2 separate regions of the Homo sapiens genome follow, and region 1 is linked to region 2. Evidence: read pairs that join two places in POLR2A ChIA-PET (ENCODE). Cell type or tissue: A673. All regions are shown on one strand. Links, peaks and the distances in the headings refer to the core of each region. The heading gives the core; the rest is flanking DNA.

What was found. Peaks named below come from ENCODE experiments on the same cell type or tissue, not always from the same donor. Only the 100,000 strongest peaks of a DNase experiment are listed, where the experiment ranks them.
Region 1: POLR2A ChIA-PET joins it to region 2 with 10 read pairs; 4 of 35 experiments call an interaction of 5 or more read pairs at or near these places.

The regions. Positions count from the first base shown.
Region 1 is chr3:171,617,096-171,625,445 of GRCh38, reverse strand. It overlaps PLD1 (phospholipase D1), which reads left to right. Exons shown (of 27, transcript NM_002662.5): 24 at 4,926-5,060. Among named protein-coding and RNA genes, the nearest start is that of TNIK, 160 kb to the right of the region's middle. In A673, for the core only: no CTCF peak of the experiment used is centred there; DNase peaks (open chromatin) are centred at 3,105 and 4,155; H3K4me3 peaks cover 687 bases; H3K27ac peaks cover 1,019 bases.
Region 2 is chr3:171,694,943-171,703,292 of GRCh38, reverse strand. It overlaps PLD1 (phospholipase D1), which reads left to right. Exons shown (of 27, transcript NM_002662.5): 12 at 3,467-3,548. Among named protein-coding and RNA genes, the nearest start is that of PLD1, 110 kb to the left of the region's middle. In A673, for the core only: no CTCF peak of the experiment used is centred there; no DNase peak of the experiment used is centred there.

The DNA of each region.
Region 1 (8,350 bases), core at 211-8,210, 78 kb after region 2:
TCTTTTTGTTTGTCTGTGCCCTGCCCCCAGAGGTGGGGCCTACAGAGGCAGGCAGGCCTCCTTGAGCTGTGGTGGGCTCCACCCAGTTCAAGCTTCCTGGCTGCTTTGTTTACCTAAGCAAGCCTGGGCAATGGCAGGCGCCCCTCCCCCAGCCTCGCTGCCACCTTGCAGTTTGATCTCAGACTGCTGTGCTAGCAATCAGCGAGACTCCGTGGGCGTGGGAGCCTCCAAGCCATGTGCGGGATATAATCTCCTGGTGCGCCATTTTTTAAGCCTGTTGGAAAAGCGCAGTATTAGGGTGGGAGTGACCCGATTTTCCAGGTGCCATCTGTCACCCCTTTCTTTGACTAGGAAGGGGAACTCTCAGGGTTTTGTTTTTTTTTTAAATCTCTCTTGATTATTTTTTTGAATGCATGAACTATGCTTCCAATAGCCAGAACTATACAAAAAACATATTTAAATAAATGCCATTCCTCTATACTTTCAGTTTCTACCCCAACCATCTTTTTCACCCTGTACTTATCCATCCCCTATTGGTAACCAATTTCATCAGTTTCTAGGTTAATCTTGTTGTGTTTCTTCTTGGAAAAATGCTCAGATAGTTGTATATTTTCTTATTTCTCCTGATCTCTTTCACAAAAAAATATACTGCATATTCTCTTGTTCACCTTGCCTTTTCCATTTAACAGAATATCCTGGAAATCACTCCCTATTAATTCACAGAGATCTTCATTTCTCGTAACACTGCATAGTCTTCCATATGTGGATTTGCGTTTATTCAATCACTGTGTTATGAATGGGCAATTAGATTGTCTTCAACAACCATTATATGCTTCTAACGGAACTACATACAATGGGTAACTGTGTATATATTAATATATATACATATATTCTTATTTGTTGAAGGTATATATTTAGCATAAATTTCTAGAGTGGGATTGCTGAGTCAGGAGGTAAACACATAGGTAGCTTTGTTAGATATTGCTAAATGACCCTTCAAAAAATTTGTATGAATTTGCATTTTCATCACCAATATATGAGAGAGTCTGTCTTCAACCCATTCTCACTAACAGAATATGTTGTCGTACTTTTTATTTTTTGCCAATCTTATAGATAACAAATGGTTTCTCAACGTCATTTTTATTTGCATTCCTATAATTATGAGTCAAGATGGATATCTTTTCAAATGTATCTTTTGTGTGTGTGAATTGTCTATTCATGTGTTTTGCCCATTTTTCTATTAAGATTTTGATTTTCTTTTCCCTTCAATTATTTAGAGTTCTTTATATGTTAGGATTATCACCTCTTTATCTGTGACATGTACTGAAAATACTTTCTCCCAGTTTGTCTTCTGCCTTTTGTTTTTTGCTTGTCGTGTTTTGTGTCATGCAAACGTGTTGTTATTTTTTTAATCTAACCAATTTACAAATCTTTTTTTTTTTTTTTTTGCCTCTGGATACTTACAAAATCTTTCTTACATTTGAAGTATAGAGGAATTCACCCTTGCTTTCTTCTAACACTTGTCTGGTTTCATTTGCTTACATTTTTATCTCTGATCCATTTGGAGTTTATTCTTGTTAAAAAAAATTTGGAGTTTTATCTTTTTCAGGTGGCTATGGAACTGTACTAGCACCTTTTTATTGAAAAGGCCTTGTCCTTATCATTTGAGCTGTTTCCTTTATCATATACAAATTTTCCTTATGTATTTGCATCTCTTTTTGGACTTTCTATCCCATTCACTGGTGTATCTGTCTATTTATCTGCTAGATCTGCACTGTTTTAATTATACAGACTTTATAGTATGTGTTAATATCTGATAGGGCTGGCCTGGCACGGTGGCTCATGCCTGTAATCCCAGCACTTTGGGAGGCCGAGGTGGGCGGATCACGAGGTCAGGAGGTCGAGACCATCCTGGCTAACATGGTGAAACCCTGTCTCTATTAAAAATGCAAAAAAAAAAAAAATTAGCAAGGCGTGGTGGTGGGCGCCTGTAGTCCCAGCTACTTGGGAGGCTGAAGCAGGAGAATGGCGTGAACCCGGGAGGCGGAGCTTGCAGTGAGTCGAGATCACGCCACTGCACTCCAGCCTGGGTGACAGAGCGAGACTCCATCTCAAAAAAAAAAAAAAAAAAAGTCTGATAGGGCTAATGACTCATAGCTTTTCTCTTCCATTTTTCTCAATTTATTCTTGCATGTTTATTTTTCCATACAAACTACAGGTTATCTAACTCCATGAGAACTTGTTGGCATTTTTACCATTACATTACCTTATATTACATTACATTAATGCGATCTCATGTAATGTAATGAGATCACATTAAATTTATAAATTAACCTGGGAAGAGTTGACATATTTCTAATGGTGAATTGTTCTATCCCAGAACAAGAGCAATCTTTCCATTTGTTCAAGTCTACTCTTGTGTCTTGATAGTTTTTTAACTTTTTCTTTATAAAAGTTTTGCACGTGAACCATTAAGTTTATCTCTTTTATTTTCTTTGTTGTCATTCTAAATGAGGCTTTGTCTGTGATTATATTCTCTAAGTGGTTATTGTTTTGTGTATATAAAGGCTATTGATTTCTATATGTTAATTTATATCCTGTTATTATATTTAATATTTTTATTATTTGATATAATTTTATTACTGATTCTTCAGGTATGTTTTCACAGTATCTGCAAGTGAAGATGACTTTACTTTTTATATGATTTCTCTTATACAACTATATTGGCTGATACTTCCAAGGCAATATTAAATAGTATTGAAAATATTATACCCACATATGCATATAAATATATAATACATATATTATATATATTTTCAGCATGTTAAGAAAGTATTCATCATTTCCTACTTTCTTCATTGCTTTTATCAGGAGTGGATACTGAATTGTGTCAAAAGCTTTCCAGCATCTGTTAAAATAATTATATTATTTTTCTCCCTAGATTGATCAATATAATGTCTAATAATGGATTTCCTCATATGAGCAGACTTGCATCCTGGAATGCATCTCACTTGGTCATGGTGTATTATTTTCTTAGTGTATACTAATCTTAAATAATTATCAAAGCTCTATGGCAGTGTCATTCAGAAACAATATCCCCTCGGGGACTTACTGAATTGATTTCCGCTGAATCAGAATTCTGTGAAGAGTCACAGGAATCTGCTTTTAACAAATTCCATAGAGGTGGTCTTTGTGCATGCTGAGAACCACTGGTCTACTATATTGTTCAATGTGAATTTTAATGGAAATTACTGTAAAAAAATATTTACTTTAGCAAAGGTCCTGCTCCATGATTCCTTTGAAAAGCTGCTTTGTATCTTAAACTTATAAATTCTAGATCATGATCCAGCTGTAGGAGAGTAGATGATACAGAGAAATTAAAAGGTAAAATATTTTTTAGTTTCAGCTGATACCTGAATATTCATTTATCCACTCATACATTTATTTAGCTTTTTTTAGCACTGTGAAAGGATGAGAAACAAAAATGTGTAAGACCCAGTTCCTGTACAACAGTAGAATAACTTGAAGATTATATAAATGTTTGTAAGATACTAGGCATTATTTAGAAATGTTTTCCAGGAATTTTATAGGTCTGAGGGGCTTAAAAAAGGAAATGGATCAGAAAAGACTTAAAAAAGGAGGTGATTCTTCAGATGAAGTGTCTTTCCAATATAACATTAACAAATGGGGGAATAAATTGCAAAAACCTCATTTACATGAAACGTTTTAGAAATGCATCTCTTACACATGGTGTACTAGTATACCAACATTTCAACTCTCATCAAACACAGCTATACAACATCACTCATATATATATGAGGGGAGAGCTATCTCTAAATGGAGGCATCTCTATACATAACCTATGAATGAATTTCTTTCCAAGATACCCAAACTTAATAGAAACACTGAATAACATCAGTAGCAAAATAGAAACCATCAGTAATAAATGGAAACTTCAGTAAATGGGAGATGAACTGCCACCCTTCTATTAGTATGCTTCAAATTCTCTTAAAGACAAAAAAAAATGTATGCTCTCTTTCTATGAGAATTTGTGATAGTTTGGTTCCACTCCATTTATTCTTGGTATCAGACTTGCTTATCCAAGACAACTGCTGTGTGGGAGAAAGACCATAAAAATCCTGTGACTAACACTCACAACAGGGGTCATGATTATGACTTGGCTTAGTATGGAATGTATTTCTTCTTATCATGTGAATGGCCCCCATGTGATTAGAGGGATGGCAATATTTTGAAGTACAAACCTGGTGCTGCTTGCTCTGAAGAAAATTCTAAGTCTAATGTAGTAAGGATTCTTCTGTTTCCTAATTTTAATGATCTAAAGGGAGGAGTGGTTTTTCATTGCCAACATTTTTATTTACCCAAAGTCTGCAGAATTTAACTGATGCTTCACGCTGAATATGCTACAAATGATGTAGCATCAGGTGGTTTGGCACACACCTTGCATCTGATTCAAACTGCAGCAAGTGTCAAGCAGGATAGAAGCAAATGTCACACTGAAGTCTTGGTTAATCTATTCCAGCTCAGTTTTAACCATCACTCTTCAGTAGTTAACTCATCAAATCATTAAAATAAAATGTTCATATATGAATAGCTTTTTGGATTGCCTTAGCAAAGGGAAGACAGAAAACACTTCAATTAAAAAAAAAATATATATAATATATATATATATATATATATATATAGAGAGAGAGAGAGAGAGAGAGAGAAAGCCATTCAGACTGACAATATGAAATTCAGATATCAAAAATAAATCCTGGATGAATTCTGAAATAGAAAACATATACATATAATATACAATCTATTCTGAACAGTCTAAGTAGTATGTTTTGAGAAACAATAAGATTTAATGTACGTTTATTGAGCTTGGTCATATTAATTTTAATAATTTCTTTTTAAATTTGCAGTTGGTAATCAGTGGATAAATTACATATCATTCTGTGGTCTTAGAACACATGCAGAGCTCGAAGGAAACCTAGTAACTGAGCTTATCTATGTCCACAGCAAGTTGTTAATTGCTGATGATAACACTGTTATTATTGGTAAGTACAGTATATGGTCTATAATTGTATTCCTTGCCAGTTGACTTACCCCATGCAAAAATGTTTGCTGCTATTCCTCCTAAGCATCCTTTGCATTTGAAACAGACAGTAACACCATAACTAAAACATTTCTGAAGCCATCCTCTTCTCTTACATCCTTTCTAACCCAGTTGTTGAAATTGTTATAGGTACAGAATAGGTGTATATATTCATGGGGTACATACGATGTTTTGATACAGTCATACAATGTATAACAATCACATCAGGGCAATTGCAGTACCTATCACTTCAAGCATTTATCATCTCTTTGTGAACTAAACTATTTTTATCTGTGAAGAATCAGAGGTACAGAGCAATTAAATGGACTTCGTGAAAATTGCAGAATCCAGAGGCAGCTGTTTAACCCAGCAGTCCAATAATGTGCCAGATTTCACTAATTCTTTATTACTCCCTTTTTTTTTTAATTTTTAAAACTATTTTTGAGATGGGGGTCTCGCTGTGTTTCCCAGGCTGGTCTCAAATGATTCTTCTACCTCAGTCTCCCGTGTGCTGGGATTACAGGCCCGAGCCACCACACCCAGCTATCCCCTTATTTTTATTTACAATCCAAGTGCCCAGATTTCAGGGATTGGTGGGGGATAAATGGGGAGGGAAAGTGTGTCATAAGTGAGTACCTTGTGGTAATTCGTATGTGTTTATACCACATCCACCTAACCATTACCACAGATCTGAAGTTGTACAAAAGTCGAAATCAGAAGGATGGTAAAATATTGCTGCCTCTATGCATTACCACTATTTTTCCTAACATGCATGTTTTCCATGTCATTAATTAGGATGTAGAGCAGTCCAACTTTGTTGATGTGTATGGATGAAGTGGGAATTGTGTACTAATGATAGGATGTAGCCCTGCACTAAGGTCTGCAGTCATTTCTTGTCAAGGATACACAGGAGACTTTTCCAAAGGCCTCTTCCCACTGACAAATTCAGGAGAGTTACTCTCCTAAATAACTTGTACATTCTACCCAAATTAGATTAGCTTGACAAGAGAGGTAGATGTTCAGCTTCATTCTTTTATATACATAGAAAGCTTCATTCTTCCATCATTGAATTATTTTGACTTCTAATATTAATATTATATAAAATGAGTATTGGAAGTCCAGGATGATAGAGTATAAATAATCAACCAGGTAAATGAGGTAACCAGTGTGGGTCATGTTATTTAGAGAGATGATGTGTCCTACTAATGGGAATTCTGCTCATCTGTTTCAAATGAAATGTAGTTTATCAGCTATAATAAGATACTTTCCTATTATTCAAGAAACTAAATGTCATGGAGTGTTTTGAAAATTTTGGACAATAAATATGCTTTCTATTCTCCACTGAGAAAAGAAAACATATCTCATATCTGAGAAGAATAAAACTGTCTTATCTGGAACATGATTTGAATAGAAAAGAAACATAGTTCTGAAGCCAGAAACTGTGTAAACCACAGTGTGGTGAGATACATACACACACACACACACACACGCACACACACTTTTAATATTTGTATAGCACATTAAAATAATATTGTTCCTTTATCTCCTCGTCTATAGCCAGAAACTGTGTAAACCACAGTATGGTGAGATACACACACACACACACACACACACACACACACACACATACACACTTTTAATATTTGTATAGCACATTTAAAAAATACTGTTCTTTTATCTCCTGGCCTATAGGGATAAAAGCTCTTTAGGAGTTTATTTATTCCCCCATTTGCCCTAATACTCAAGATTTCATTTATTTCTCCTGAGCTACTCTGACTTGCTCTTCAAAAGCAAATCTCAGAATACTTTGGAATTAAATTTGACAATGACAGTAAGAAATAAAAACTATTGATGTTTGCTGAAATGGAAAAATAAACAAAGCCACATATTTCTTCACCAAGATTTCAGAAGCCTTGAAGTAAAAACTGACAGATGTAAATATTTTTTTGAAAGGTCATTTTGACTTTCAGCCTCGTTTACTTTACATGAAGTATAAATACAAATTAGTTTTTGGTAACAGAGCTAACAGTTAAATAAATTTGTTGAGGTTTTTAATTGACTTATTTTCTGGAAAAGTCTCTAAACACTCAAAGACTCCAATTTATTTTGTTTAGCAATACTTGATCAATTTTGCACACAATTCTTACACATTCTCTTGAAACTGAGGATATGGCCCTGGGAGTCTAAAGAGGTCTTACTTGCTAGTCCTTGGAGGCTGGATTCCTTTTTTCCTTCCCCAAGTGCCTTAGAGAATCGATTTCTCCCAAGGAAAAAATCCAGAGTTTCTTTTGTTCTTTTTATCTCGGTGGAAACTCAAGAATAAGCAGGTTTATTGTTACTGTTCTAACACATTCACCCTATTTAAGTTCCTAACACAGAAAACAGTGTTTAAAATTCTCAGAGACGAGTTTGAGAAGTTAGGTTGAGAATATTTTATAGGTGTTAAGGAAGTATTTAAACATTTAAAGGAGGTTTAAGTAATGTATGATTAATTTTTCTTCCATGGCAAACTTATGCCAGAATGATTGAATAGCTGACATAAGAAAAATGACCATTTATCTTCATTTTACTCCTCATGAGGAAATATTTGTTTTCTCACACTGAAGATCTCTTTTGTGCATAGCTTTAATTGCCTGTGGCCCTGGGTAACCCTGCTGGTCATGAAATCTGTGACCAAATCCAGTTTTCTTACCTATCTTAATTTTAGCCTTTAACCAGACACACATATATTTGGTTTCCAAAACAAAGCCAAGCTCCCCTTCAAGTAGATTTTAAGCCTATCCTGATGACTAAGTGAAACGGTTGTTTTTAATGTTCACTAACCCACTGCAAAGCACAATAGAGAGATGCGAAACGTGAGTAAAACAGCGCCACTGCCCTCCCAGAGATCACTGGCTGGAGGAGAGGCAGCTACTCCTTCCATATGAGAGCAGAAACACTAGGATGGATGTTGCCAAACCAGAACAAGAAGGTTCAGGGGCAATCAACAAGTGTGGGTAGGAGGAGAAACTAAGTCGAGCTCATGAGTCTCAGGATTTAAAGAGCAGGCTTCACTGTGGCAGATGAGAGGCTGGAGTTGAAGGGCTGCCCCAGTAAAGAGGGGGATATTTCCTCATGTCTGCAATTTGCTTTTAAATGGATCAAAACAAAAATATAAATTAACAATGGATACAGGGATGGAGTGGTATACCAATGCCTGGTTCTTATTTCTAGAAATTATGATCTAGTTGGTCTGGTTTGGGGCCAGGCATT
Region 2 (8,350 bases), core at 173-8,172:
ATGCCTTGTTTCTAATCTTAAGAGGAAAGCATGCAGTTTTGTTATGTTATGTGTGATGTTAGAGATAGATTTTTTTATAGGTACCCTTTATTACACTACGGAAGTTTTTTTCTATTTCTAATTTGTTGGGAGTATTTATTGTTAATGGATATTGAATTTCATCATTTCTTCTGCATTTGTTGAATAATAACGTTTTTCTCCTTTTTGTTGTTACTGTGGTGAATTGCACTGATTGATTTCCAACTTTTAAACCAACCTTATATCTTAGGATAATCCCACTTGATCATGATGTAGTATTATTTTTCTAAGTTGCTGTGTTTTTGGTAAATATTTTTACTTCTGTGATCATAAGGGATGTTCTTTAGTTTTCTTGCATTGTCTTTATTTGGTTTTAGTATCAGGATAATGCTGACCTCATTAAATAAGATAGTAAGTGTTCCTCCTTTGTTTACTGAAAGAATTTAGGTAGTACTAGCATCATTTCTTTCTTAAATATTTGATAAAATTCAAATATTTAATAAATTCTGTAAATGTTTAATAAATTCTGTAAAGTTGGCAAAGTCTGTAGTTTTCCCTGTAGGAAAGTTTTAATTACAAATTCAGTTTTTCAATAGCTATGAAGTCAGTTTCAATTTCTTTTTATTTTCATTATGAAAATATTTTATTCAAGGAATATGTTTATTTTATTTAAATTACCACAAATATTGGCATACAGTTATTTTTAATAGTTATTATTCATTTAATATAATTATAATGCCTCTAGGCCCTATAGTGATTACCTGTCTTTCACTCCTTTTTTTTTTTTGAGACAGGGTCTTCCTTTGTTGCCCAGGCTGAAGTGCACTGACATGATCGTGGCTCACTGCAGCTTCAACCTTCTAGGTTCAAGCAATCCTCCTACCTCAGCCCCCCGAGTAGCTGGAACTACAGACATGAGCCACCATGTCTGGCTAATTTTTTAAATTTTTTCGTAGAGACAGGGTCTTGCTATGTTGCCCAAGCTGGTCTCAAACTCCTGGGCTTATGCAATCCTCCCATTTTAGCCTCCCAAAGTGCTGGGTTTATACATGTGAGCCCATCCTTTCAATCATTTTTTTGTCATTTATTTTTAGCCTTGCTAGAAGTTCACAAATTTTATTGATATTTCAAAGAGTCAACATCTAGTTTCATTGAATTTTCTCTGTATTTTTTCAGGTTTGTATTTCATCAAGTTCTACTCTTATATTTATTATTCCCCCATCTTCTTACTTTGGGTTTAATGTCTTCTTTTTCTATCTTTTAAGAAAGGAAAGTCTGATCATTAATTTTTAATTTTTTGTCTTTCTCATGTAAGCATTTAAAGTCATTAAATCTTCTAAGTGGTACACTTACTTAGAGGTACGTCTTAATATCTCCGCAATCAGGATGCATCTTATGCTCTTACAGTTATAGTTGTCATGATGTTTTCTTTCTTAGTGGTACATGCAGTAACGATGCATCCTACAGTCACTGGTGTCCTAGATCCAATGAAATGTAATATTAAACAATAACTTTGTTTACAAGTAAGTAAAGATTCTTACATAATAATGCTTGGTAAGTTATAGCTGCTTTCTTCTTGCCATGCAGCCATGGTTTATACTTTTATAGCATGATATAACAAAATCTTTTTTTCTTTTTATGCATTATCCTCAAAATTGAGGGCTCCTCAAGAGCTATCTTAAGATTCTTCAAAGTATCTTGTAGAATGCTTAGCATACAAGGGTACACATGTTTGTGGATTAAATGAAATAAATGATGATAAATACTTAATTGCAGAGTATGACATTAAAAGTCTCCCCCATACCGAAGCTCTTTGAGCCCATATTTAATGTACACATCAAAAAATTGCAATTGTATATATGTTGTTGGCTATCTCTCACTTTTGGTGAACTAGCAGTGCACAGCAATGCATTTTACTATTTTAAAACAGATTTCCTTTTAATGCTTCTTTGATCTTTTCTGATCAATTGCTGTGCTTTATTTGTTTGTTTGCTTGTTTGGACATAGATTACCTTTGAGTTTGTTTCCTACTCTCAATTAAATATGCAAGACTTACACTGTCCAAACTCTTCCATTTGTCTGTTTCCTTATTTATTTTACCCAATAACGTTTCCTTTAGAAACTTTATCTCTGGGTTTTTATTTTCTTTAACTGAATGAAATAGAGCATAAAATTGATTTCTTTTAATCTCTTTAGCTCCTTAAAGCACTGTTGATTTCACATGCTTAGAGGGCTGCCTGGGAGGGCAATACTCCAGTGCAGAATTCCATAAGGCTTTCATCCTGACATAGTCTACCTCTGCTGCCTCAGGTCTAGCAGTTCAGTGGAGAAAGGAGTATTTTCTACTGCTTCTTTTTTCTAACTACAGGGAAGTTACATCATGTACATGTTTAACTCAGAAACTAACTTTAGAACCCAGCCCCAGGGGAAAAATGACTCTATTGTACTCTTAGCTGCCTTGTGAAGCTTAGCTTACCTTAGCTGCCTTATGCCTTACTGAAGGAGAAGAGCCTAGGAAAAATTTCATATATCAGCCGACCTTCCTTCTCCCCTGTCCAGAAAGCCCCAGGTTCCCTCAGATGCTGCTTCTTTGTATAGGAAGTCATGTGTCTGTGTATCTATTAGAATGCTTTTAGTTTGGGGTAACAGAATGTTCAACTAAAGAGGGCTTAAACACTGAGGATGTATTTTTCACATTTAATGTTAAGTCTAAAGTTGGGCAATCCTGAGGTTGGCAGAGTGATTTAGTGATTCTGGGGTTATGGTCTTCCCCTTAGAATTTCAATATTGCTGCACCCCTGTAAGCATCATACTCCCATACAACATCCATCCCAAAGCTGGAAGTGTGGGCAGGGCTTTCTCTGAGAGAGAGGGAGAGAGAGCAAAAGAGAGGGAGGGAGAGAGAGCGAAAGAGAGGGAGAGGGAGAGAGAGAGAGAGAGTGTGTGTGTGTGTGTGTGTTTGTGTGTGTGTTTCAGGGAGGAAAAACTTTCCCATTAAGCCCCTGTGTACCTCCTCATATATCTCATTGTTCAGGATTGTGTCACGTTGTGCTCTAGCTGCACAGGAGTCTGGGAAAGCAAGTATCTAGAATATTCAGTCTGTGGTGGGAGAGAGGCTCTGAGAGCAGGGAAGAAGTTGGAGATTGGCTGTGGGTGGGCAACCAACAGTACCTGTGTGCATATGTGAGCATGTGGGTATGAGAGACAGTTAAAGAGGGGGGAGAGAGAGAGAGAGAGAGAAAGAACTAAGATTGATGTTTTGTATAGCTAAAGGCTATTTTTCCCATACGAAGTTGTTCCTAGACTCATAGTAAAGCTTTGGATTACCCATCACAATGGAGGATGATAATGGGGTTGAATTGGGCTGAAATTGCCTTTGCTTCCTATGACACAATCAGAACTTTATATTTTGTTTTAGTTACTTAAAATCTTGGTTTCATTGTTTCAGGCTGAGTCCAGAAATCTTCCTGAAACGCCCAGTGGTTGAGGGAAATCGTTGGAGGTTGGACTGCATTCTTAAACGAAAAGCAGTATGTACTTTCCCAGAAAATGCTGATATAATTTTTTAACTGTCTGTTGTCTCTGAAATGCTTTTCTTTTCAAAGCCTTTCACACGTATAACTTTTCACTTTAGAGTTTGACAAAAAGTAGGATAACTAATGTTTTCCAGTTCATTTGGTTCTATTTTATTCCTATTGCTTTTGAGTGCATAAATATTTTAGACTAATTCACAGCATGGATTATGTTAGCATCTCTAATTCTTATTTTTGAATCAGTTATGGGCAGCTAATTTTATAGGCAAAAAAATTATAATAAAATTTCATCATTGAATAATAAATGATGAAATGGAGCATAGCATTTAATTGTATTCATTATTTTGTCATTTAAGCAAAAGGAAAACTCATCTGGAGAATGGTTTCAGCTAGATGGGGCTAATGTGGTGTAGAATAATATTAAAGGGGGAGGAATAGTCACAGTTGGTGGTGTTTTTTCTCTGGTTTTGGTAAAGTTCCTGGTAAAAATGTGAAACTGTTTCCTGTGGAGTTGACCCTGTACATTCTGGGTGAACATTGAATGTGTGCTTTTTAGGTATAAAAAGTAAATAACTGAAGCAGCCTAGGCTCACTAATGACTGCATTCATATTTCTAGTGATTTTTTTAATGTAATAGGCCCTTAAAATTAAATCAGTTTAAATTAAAAATAGATCTGGGATTTATTATTTAGCATGTCCAAATTAGGAAGTGCTAACTTTTTGCTATTATCAGAAACTGTCTTAACCTTTTTTTTTTTTTTTTTTGAGATGGGGTTTTGTTCTTGTTGCCCAGGCTGGAGTGCAATGGTGCAGTCTCGGCTCACTGCAACCTCTGCCTCCCAGCTTTAAGCAATTCTCCTGCCTCAGCCTCCCAAATAGCTGGGATTACAAGTGCCCACCACCATGCCTGGCTTTTTTTTTTTTTTTTTTGTATTTTTGTATTTTTAGTAGAGACGGGGTTTCACCACATTGGCCAGGCTGGTCTTGAACTCCTGACCTCAGGTGATCTGCCCACCTCGGCTTCCCAAAGTGCTGGGATTACAGGCTTGAGCCACCGCTCCCGGCCAACCTTTTTTTATTCTGTCATTAAACATGCTAGCAGAACGTGTGGAGCCTAAATAATTGGGGTTAGCATTTTTCTGTTTCTCATAGCTTTCACTCATTTCTTCTTTCCTATCCTCTGCATTCCACTTTTTATTTCCCCATTCACTTTCCCCTTTTCTTTCTGTATCTTTTCCCCATGCATTTACTTGAGTATTTCTGGGGATATCCACAAATATAGTCAGACCTCACTGCTAATATTGAAAGCAAAAGAAATTGATAATATTTATTTGAAACACATTCTGCCAAACAACATCATTTTGATGGATAGTCTAGTTTGTTTCATCAATAGAATTCCAGTTACAGAATTGGACATTTTGATTCTGAAAACATTATTCACATATTTATTAAATAATTCATCATACGGTTACTGTCTCCTATGAGCCAGCTTCTACGGTAATCACTAAGAATGCCACCATGAATCAGATTTGAACCTTGCCAGTGGCGAACTTGCTGAGGGACTCATGTCTTGGGCTCAGTCCTAGCCTTACCAGACTACTTTCTACCTATTGAATGGGCAGTAACTTTCTCTATGTTTCTCTCAATGAAATGGCATCTTTTCCATTTTCCCTCAAGATTCTATTTTAGTACATTTTTCCAGCCTTGCGTAGCAATCTGTACTAATACTAGTAAATTTTTGCTTATAATATTTAATCAGCACCTCACTGTTTTAGGTTTCAATCAATATGTATTTATTGAATGTTTTCTATGTGCAGGGCATTTGGCTAATCATATGAGGATGTACATAAATAAAAGCCATGATTCTTAAGTTGAAGGAGCTTATAAAATCTGCAGAAGTGTCAGTTGCATGCAGAAACAATGCCCCGATTTAATGGCAAGAGGGAAAGCATTGGGCTTTCCCAATGGAAAAGGTCCAGTTGGGGAGCTCCACACAACATGAAGGATGTGGGGCATTTAGGATGGACAAACATTTTTAAAAGGGAAAGAAGAACTTTCTAGGTGTAGTAGATGTAAACAGCAGTGCCAAAGACTTTGTCAGGCACGGTAGGGTGGTTCATCACATCTGAGTGTTAGCATAGCCGGATGGGGGATTAAGCTGGAACTGCTAGTTGCAGCTGGGATGCAGAGGCTTTGTGAGCCAAGCTAGTGGTTTGACTTTATGGGAGACAGTGGGGCAGTACTGTGCGGGGCAGGGCGGTGTGGGGAAGCAGGGGTGGTCTGATCAAAATAATGTGTCGGACCCCGTCTCTACTAAAAATACAAAACAATTAGCCGGGCATGGTGGCGGGCGCCTATAGTCCCAGCTACCCGGGAGGCTGAGGCAGGAGAATGGCGTGAACCCGGGAGGCGGAGCTTGCAGTGAGTCGAGATTGTGCCACTGCACTCCAGCCTGGGCAACAGAGCAAGACTCTGTTTCAAAAAAAAAAAAAAAAAAAAAAAAAGGTGTCCGGAAGGTGACTCTGATAGTGGAAGAAACTGGGAAGAGCTGATTCAGAAAGCTAAAGTTTAGATCACTTGAAGATACAGTGTCTACAAGACATCTAAGTTAACTTGAGAAAGCTAGTAAATGCCTCGGTAGGGCTCAGGAGGAAGATCCTGCAGGCCTGGCTTCCACCTCTTGTTTGCTGGCATGCGCTTGTTTACTGCCCTTGGCATACCTGTCTGGTTACCTTTTCTGTGTCTAGTGTGACTTCTCTTTACTTTTTTGGCCCTTGAACCCTGGCGAGGTCCCTCGTGAACACCATGGCCAAATAAACGTTATTGCCTGATAACAGTGCTTCATTTCCATTTCATCCACTTCTTGGAGCTGGTAATTTTTAAACTGTGGGTAGCGATATTTAAAATTTCCTAAAGAAATAGTAATACAATTAAAGATTGATTTCTTGGTGGTACATTTAGCGGAGTTGCTCTTCCTTAATCTCATTCCACCATATTATTACTTTGTTCATAAATTTTTTAACACTCGGATCACTCCAAATTGACATTTTATATGCACATAAATATGGCTTCACATAAATAATTTAGTTTCTGAAAGCCACACACTAGCTTTGCAAAGTATGAGGTTGAAACATAATATTTGTTTTTTGCATTAACAGGTCCCAGAGGTCCACAAGGTTTATTAAAATGAATGTTTTATTTTCTTCTATCTGATTGTGCAGATATTCTGAGAGGAATTTAGGAACTGTCTCTGCCTTATAGCCAACGTATGGCAAACATCTCTTATGATGGCTGTTTCTTAAGAAAAAATAGAATATTTTATGTATCTGATTAATAACCAAGTTGAACTTCTCCTATTTCTTTGGCCTTCTGATCTGCAATGCCATCATTTAAAATAATAAAAGCCAATCTTCAGAGGCAGACTGTTCACAACTCAAAGAAATCAGCATCTCAGGGCTTTCCACAGTTCTGCACTTGCTATGCTAAGAGGTGAGATAAGCTGCATCATACTTATGGCAGCCAAATCCCCACACGCAATTTTGTGTATCTCAACCTTAGAAGCTTGTGATATTTCCTATGAAACTTAGACTAATGGGAGAATTTGTCTTCAGGTTGATTTTCTGTCCTGGATCACAAGGCACAATGTAGAGTTGCAGTCAGTGACCAATAAAAGGGAAAGTTGTCCAGAACTGAGAAATGACAGGAATAATCACATCTCTACACAGAAAATCAAATGAGTCTTATCAAAGTGGTGGGCAACAGTGGCTTGCAGGGAAGGTATCTTCAGCTTCAAAAATGTGCTTCAAACAAAATTGGATTTTAAAAAAAGGCACATGAGCTTTTGTGCTCTTATATCCCAATGCTGCCTGCTTTTAAACGGTGAGGAAGTGATTTCTTTATATCCTTTACTTTACATCTTTACATTTTCTTAATATATTGTATTGGGGAAGTCCTTGGCAAGTGACAAAAACATTAGTGAGCATCCTGGGTTGGGGGGGTGGGGTGGGCTAAACTGTCTTCAGGCAGTGGACAAACTTGGCTGCATTTAGAAAATATTTTCACTATGCTCCCTTGAGCAATCGGAGGAAAAGTTGGCTAAGAAACAAAGTCACTGATTTCCACTATAAAAATTTTCTTTTCATTGTCTTCCCATGTAGTTTGAATATCTAAAGCTCCTAAAGATTTCTACTGTTTATAGTGTTATGTCTGCTCTACTTGACAAAAAACTAATTAGAAAAGAGGACAGAACTTTCATCTTTTAAAAGTCATGTTTTATGAAATTTATTCTATGGAAACTTTGGGTCAGCTGAGTTCACCAGAGATAAGAAACACTGCATTGCATAGGCAACTCCAGGCCATCTGTTTTTCTACTTCTCCTATTAATAATTTCCGTCCCTTTCTTTAAGCAAAAAGTAATTTCCCCAAGGGTATTTAAAGGCACTAGGCACTAAAGCATGGGATGTTTTGAAAGTGTATTTTTTAAATTGCAGAATTAACATCATCAGGTTTTTTTTTCCTTTGGCTTTCATTTTGCAGAAATATTTCCCACATTTTGTATAAGCCTACACTATAACAACCTGGAAAATGCCTTCATCCCCAAGGAATGATTCATTCGCCTTTGCCCTTTATGGCTAGAGTTTATAATAGTCAATACCTTGACCAAAAGAAGAAGAATGCATTGCTTTATTATCACAGGAATCTTGTCACTAATTAACTGTTTATTGTGGCTATAGGTGTAGGTAAATAATTATAAACCACATACAAATGAACTTTCTATCTTTAATTGCTTCCTCATTGGT